Regions from separate parts of the Homo sapiens genome. Here region 1 is linked to region 2. A link is a contact called in ENCODE Hi-C data. All regions are on one chromosome and are shown on one strand. Each heading gives the region's core, a stretch centred on a gene start or an enhancer-like site at or near the end of the contact. The rest is flanking DNA. Distances are from core to core; before and after follow the strand shown. Region 1 holds the start of TFAM (transcription factor A, mitochondrial). Region 2 holds the start of SGMS1-AS1 (SGMS1 antisense RNA 1).

Region 1 (3,250 bases), core at 751-3,250, 7.8 Mb before region 2:
GGAATGATGGCGTGCAATTAATTGATTTTTAAAAATACCTGTTAGTACTAACTCTTACATTTAAAAGATGTGGGTACTTAAGCATGTCTCTGAAACTAACTCCTTACCTATAATGTGAGCTTTTTTTTAAAATTATTATTGTTTTTTGAGACAGGGTCTCGCTCTGTCACCCAGGCTGGAGTGCAGTGGAGCAGTCATGGCTCACTGCAGCCTCAACTTCCTGGGATCCAGTGATCCTCTCACCACAGCCTCCCAAGTAGCTGGGACTACAGGCACTGCGCCCCCATGCCCACCTCATTTTTGTATTTTTGGTAGAGACAGGATTTCCATGTTTCCCAGGCTGTTCTCGAACTCCTGGGCTCAAGCAATCCACCCATCTCGACCTCCCGAAGTGCTGGGATTACAGGTGTGAACCACCTCACCCAGCCTGATGTGAGCATTTTTTATTCTCGCCGAGAGGCTTTCTAGAGAGTCAACAAACATCCTACCTGGAAATGTTTTTTTTTTAGGAACCCAAGACAAGAAAGGATTTATCCTTTACAACCCACCATCCCCTTGGCAAGGTCGAGGTCTGAATCAAAGAACCAGAGTGGCTCTGAACTCCTATGATGAAAAGGTTTATCCTTTCTTATCTTGAAAGCTCTTGAAATTAGCAGTAAATTGCATAGAACTTTACAGTTCTACAGAACTTACAGTTTATGGATGCTTCCACAGAAGTTGCAACTTTATTAACAATTCCCTGAGCCAGAAAAAGGAGGAGCTAGGCAAGAGAAAATAATTCATCAGTGGTCCTCTAGACCAAAGGCAACAAGGCCCCAAATTCAGCTTTTTTATCCTCTTCCTAGGGTGCTTTCTACACTATACGTTATTTTTAAAATACCATTTACTAGTTCTCATTTATATTTAAAGCATTTCCATTTGGTATAAAATAGAACTTCCTATTTTACAGACATCAAATGATTGTTCCTGCAGTCACTGAATGCTTTAGCACTGCAATTCAACATTGGTATTTAACTGCTTAATGGCATTTTTATTACATGAGAAAAGGGTATATGCCCCAAAACTCCTTACCTGGGTTCTGAGCTTTAAATATGGGTAGTTGTTCTTTAGAAAATCGAAGGTAAGAACTTACAGGTTTCTTTGGACAACTTGCCAAGACAGATGAAAACCACCTCGGTAAATACACAAAACTACATATAAACAAAAAGAAAATAACCAGTGTCAGATGTTTAACTGTCAATATTCACATGTATATGAACACAGATCCCAAATAAGAAATGTCATCAAGATACTATGTATCCAACGCCTTCAACAAGAATGCTAGAGACTTATTAAAACCCTGTCCTAAACGGAGGGGAGCGTCTGCAGGACTGAAGTCTCAAAGCCCTTACCTCCTAGGAAGGGCAGGGAGTGAAGGAAAGCGTCTATACTCCAGCTCCTGGGCCCCGCCTCCTCAATGCCTAGATGATGGCCGGAGACTCGGCGCGAATTCGCAGAGGAGGCGGAAAGGATCCAAAGCTGGACAGTGAGGAGGGATGGGAGAAGCGAGTGGAGGGTAGCAAGAAGGTACGGCGTATTAAGAGAGTAAATAAAGGCCTGGTCTCAAGGCCACCGTCCCCTTGGCAAGGTCGCGGTCTGAATCAAAGAACCAGGGTGACTCTGAACTCCTAGGAGGGGCAGAAAGTGAAGGATAGGGTCTACATTCCAACCCCGGGACGTCCTGGGCCCTGCTGCCCCTAGGGCACAGGCAAGCGGGCCTACCTGAAGGGGGAGCGCAGTCGACTTCCACAGCCGGTGCACAGCTCTGCTCCAGACCTTCCCAGGGCACTCAGCACGCCCCACATGCTTCGGAGAAACGCCATCGCTCCGGTGGATGAGGCAGTGACCCGACCCCAATCTCGGAGAGCCTCCTGGCAATACACAACTCCAGCAATCACAACTGGAACCCGCGTGCGACCCTCCGGCGTGTGTTATCATGCCCGCCACTAGCGAGGCACTATGGGAAATCTGCTAACATCCGGTCGGTAGATGGGGGCGGGGCGGGGCGGAATTGGCGCAGGCGCGGGAGAGCGTACCCCGGTGGGCGGCCTTGCGGGGGAGGAATAAGAGCCGCGGAGATGAAGGGAAACCGCAATCCTCTAGCCTGCGGAGGGCTCTGGCTTCGAGGCGGCGCTGTTGAGCCACCTCTGTCCCCGGCCGCCCGGAGCAGTGGGTTCCTCTGCCGGGCCAGGAGGGTGATGGAGGGACCGCGGCGGCGGCCTCACCCCAACCCGGCGTTGGCCGGTGTCCGCCCGTGACGGTCACAAGGGCTGTACGTAACAGACAGTCCTGCATCCAGGACCCCGAGGTCCGATCGGCGGCTGCTGCGCGCCCAGCGGAGCGTCTCAGTTCAAGCCAGGGCTGGAGCTCGGAGTTCAGAAATAGTAACGGGAGAGGCGGGGATTCGCAAACCTAAAAATGCAGATTCCAAGGCCTTACCGCAGAGCTTAATTCCGTGTGTCTATGTGGGGCCCATTAATCTTCATTTTAGCGAGTTCCCCAGAATTTAACAAGTTCTAATGTCGGTGGTCTTGAGACCACATTTAAAGCAATATAGCTTTAGACTGTTTATTCTACCATCTACTGCAGTCTTTCAGTCTGGCCTCCAGCTTGCTTAATTTGAGCAGAGGAAACTGGCTAGTTGTCCACAGTCGCTAGTCTCAATTCTTCTAGTTCCAGTATTAACATTAACGTCTTGACTTGGGAATATTGCATTCCCTCGTTAAGATTCAGTTTCCCCCTCTGCAAACGAGGATGTTAGACTAAATCAGTTTTCCCAGCCAAAGCCCTGAGAACGTGTGACAAGTATGCCTTGAGACATTGATGTGTCAAAAATTGCTGTATAATTTTTTTATTTGTGTTATAGAAATACCATTTTCTGTATAGGCAATGGCATGAAAAAGATTAGGAAGACCTAAAGATACCTAAGGGTCCTTCCAGCCCTTAAATACCAGTTGTTTCAGAGCTAACCACCTTCTGAGACAGCCTTTCTTCTGTTGGATAGCCGTAATTGTTAGAAAATTCTTACCAGTGTCATATTGAGCTGACAGTCTATTTACCTTTCTGTAACTATGAAAACATTGGCTCTCTGGAAGTAGGACTAAGCCTACTTCTTCTTTTAAGCGGTAATAACCACTTCCCTTTTATAGACTCCCAGGGTTGAAAGGGACCTTCCAAGTCATCTGTTCAAACCTCCCATTCTGGCATGGAA
Region 2 (3,185 bases), core at 384-2,883:
TTGGTTACAAATAATAGTGACTTAAGGACCATAACTAAATATAATTTCAAGGAGGGGCAACTCTTAGTGTCTCTTATAACCACTTCACACAGAATTTACTTTTACTGCTATGGTGATTTCTCTTTAGATTTCTTTCTGTATTTATTTACGCTTTTATTTTTTATGTATGGTGTATATATCTATGACTTTTTCTCTCTGATTTTATGAAACTGAAATTAAAGTGGAAATACTTCTATGCCCTGCTTTTTTCCATGTGCTATATATATATCATCCTAAAATTACACATGGAAAAAAATTTAAAAGGATTTTATTATGAAACATTTCAAACATATAGAAAATTTGAAAAAAAAAATTATGCCAGTACCTTAGACACACGATTTACATTCAAGAAGTATTAATATTTTGAAAAATTTAGTTATCTTTCATGTGGGGGTGGGGTGCATTTTAAAGTACATCAAAGACCAGATGCTTACTTGGACCTTTGTTTCAGGAAGTCCAGAGCTTACAGCATATTCTGGATAGCACTGGAGAGAAACCAACACGGGAGAGAAAGCAGCCAGCAGTTTTCTGGCACTCCCTTAGTTTGAAAAAATTTACATCACAAGAAAGCAAGCCTTCCTTTCACCTTTTAGGTGCAAACTGATAAACATAACCAGTAGGGCTACTATACTTCACAGAGCCTTGCTCCCAGTAGATACTCAAAACATGCAGTTGAACTGAATTTCAGTTGTTATTTTAAAGCCGTGCTTGAAAAGCGTATGTGACAAATGTACTTTCCTAATCTTCCTGAGAAGAGCAGTACTGTGTCTTACGGGCGAAAAAACCAGAGGAGCCAGGAGTGGAGGGTGCAATAAAACGCCTGCATTGGGGCAGATTGCCTCATTTTGAATCCCTGACTCCTCACTGTGCTTTGGGGAAAACTATGGAAATTTTCACTGCCTAGCTTATTAAAATGGACTGCTTAGCTGAAATATAGAGGCGTCCATGACAACTACCCGGAGGGCTTTGTTAATCATATTGCAGGACTCCACCCGCAGTTTCTGGTTCTGTAGGTCTAGGTGGGGCCGAAAACGTGCATTTCTAACAAATTCTAGGGTGATAGTGACGCGGCAGGTCCCGAGACAACAGGAAACCCAAGGGACTCGAGGCAGGCGCTCAATAAATATTCACTATGAACCTCAGCACCATCGAAGCGGCCCACCAGCAGGGGCCGCGGGGTATGCGCTGCAGGGAAGAGCACGGCCTCTGTCCAATGTCCCTGCCGGTACATCACTCCTCTGCAGGGACTAGGTTAGAACCGGGAGGCAGCCAGAGCAGCGCTCTCGCTGGATAACGGAAGAGGACTCCCTCGCCAACTTCCGCCTCTGGGGAAAAGCGGGGACCCTCCGCCACCTGAGTTCTGTTGTCTCGATTTCGCCGCAGTTTGCTTCTGGCCCGGGCGAGAACCTGTCCTCTGGGCAAGCCAGGGGTCGGTACAGGACTCCTATACCCCAAGGCGAGGCGGAGGCAGGTGCCGAGCGGTGGCCAGAGTCCGGCGCCCAAAGCCCGATGGGAGGGCGTGGCGGGGGAGGACGGTCCCGCCAGCTCCCAGGTCGGTTCCGAGCGCCCGCGGCCCGATGGCCGGGCGGAAGATGGCTGCCCGGAGCGCCGCGGACAGTCACGTGGTACGCCGGGCCCGTAGCCGCGCCCCTTCCCCCGCTCGCCAAGTCCCCGACCCCGCGGGAGGCACGGCCTCGGGCTGCCTGTAGGCCACCGAGGTGCGGCGCGGGCCGGCCAGGGACGGCGGGCATCGGGGCGGGAAGGCCAGCTCTCCCCGCTGTCCATCCTAACTTGGGCGCTGGGGCTTCGCTCGGGGAGCAGAGGAAAACCTTCCTTCAGGCGACTTGCACCACGTGGGGCTACTGGGCATGCGCGGGCTCCGACCCCGGCCTAGCCGCTCTCCGGGTTTTCGCCGCAGCTCGGAGGGGCGGCGGAAGGTGGGCCCCAGGCGGGGCGGGGCGGCTCTGACGCAGTCGGAGTTTTCACCTCGCGCGGTTAGAGCTCTTGCGCCTCCGTCGCGCTCCCAGGCGTCGCCAGAGGCTTTTTTTTTCTGTTGTGGGAGAAAGATGAGAGTCTATGGTTAGAGGTTTGAAAATGGGCCGAATAGTCAGGTCGGCCGTTTCCTAGGAATGATCCATTGGGCATTAATCCCAAGTGTCGCAGCCCTTGGGCTTGGTGGGAAAAAGAATCCAGTAGTAGTTCGCAAACTCGTGCCTGGCTTCCAGCAGGCTGAGTTTGCGTTCCCTGCTTTGTGACCAGCTCTAGCGGCTCCCGTCTCCGGCCCTGCCCCAAGGGATTTACCGTCCCAGATTGTAAAATCTGGCTCCCGCTAGGCCTTACTTAGTGGGCCCCTAAAAACGCTGGGGAAAGCGCCCGCCTCCTCAGTTTCCCATTACTTGAAAGTAAAATTCAAGGGGCCCAAACTGCGACTGTCCCTTGGTTCGGGGTCCCGCTCGGTCCCGGGAGGAGCCCCCCGCGGACCCCGCCCGGCCGGCCCGCCCCCCCGGCCGCAGTGAACACCCGGAGGAGCGGAGTCGCGTCGCGCGGGAAGCCGGGCCGGCTCGGGCAGCGGACTGGGCATGCTCGGCAGCCCGGGAGGCTCGCGGTGGCAAGTCGAAAGCGTTCGCACCAGCGGGGCAGCGGCTGCGGGCGGCAGGCGGCGGGCAGGTCGGGAGTGAGAAGGACCGGCCTGGGCTGACTGCTCTCCCCTCGCGCCTAGGGAGCCGGTCGGAGAGCGCGATTGGGGTGCGGAGCCCCGACGCTGCCCTGCCCCGGATTTCATTCCGCGGCGGGGGCTCCGCGAGCGGAATTCCGGCGGCTGCCGTGACTCCAGTGCAAGTGAGTCGTGGGGCAGGGACAGACAGCCGGCCTCACGGTTGCGGGGGCCGATCGGACACCTGTCTCGCGGGCCCGGCCTTATGCCGGGGAGCAGCGGGCGGGCTGCTCTGGGGCGAGGGGGCGTGAGCGCAGCCCGCGCGGTGCCGCGCGCGTACCTGGCGGGCAGTCCTCCAGAGCTGCTGCTCCCGTGGGTGGTCACAGCGGGGAGGTCCGGCGGCCGGGATCCGGGCTCGGAGGGGGCGGGCCGCCGGCGGGGCTCCCCGGCTAAGTTGGGGCGGGGAGGAAGGAGGAGGCGTCAGTGGGCACCT

The links. Hi-C counts contacts between places; a loop is a spot of excess contacts on that map. Pooled maps may share reads with other maps.
Region 1: a map of CD4-positive, alpha-beta memory T cell shows a loop between it and region 2 (33-fold over the local background). The contact joins the promoter of TFAM here to the promoter of SGMS1-AS1 in region 2. A Hi-C loop is called at or near these places in 2 of 168 maps with a recorded cell type or tissue (CD4-positive, alpha-beta memory T cell and naive thymus-derived CD4-positive, alpha-beta T cell) and 7 of 50 pooled maps.

What each region holds. Positions count from the first base shown.
Region 1 is chr10:58,384,160-58,387,409 of GRCh38, reverse strand. It overlaps TFAM (transcription factor A, mitochondrial), which reads right to left and starts at 2,000. Exons shown (of 7, transcript NM_003201.3): 1 at 1,762-2,000; 2 at 1,072-1,190. The coding sequence starts at 1,862. RefSeq lists enhancers at 1,600-2,256, 2,450-2,549 and a silencer at 1,940-2,319.
Region 2 is chr10:50,623,399-50,626,583 of GRCh38, reverse strand. SGMS1-AS1 (SGMS1 antisense RNA 1) reads right to left here and starts at 1,633. Exons shown (of 4, transcript NR_126411.1): 1 at 1,393-1,633. SGMS1 (sphingomyelin synthase 1) reads left to right here and starts at 2,628. Exons shown (of 11, transcript NM_147156.4): 1 at 2,628-2,877. RefSeq lists silencers at 1,461-2,090, 2,215-2,372, 2,421-2,680, 2,941-3,185 and an enhancer at 2,231-2,759.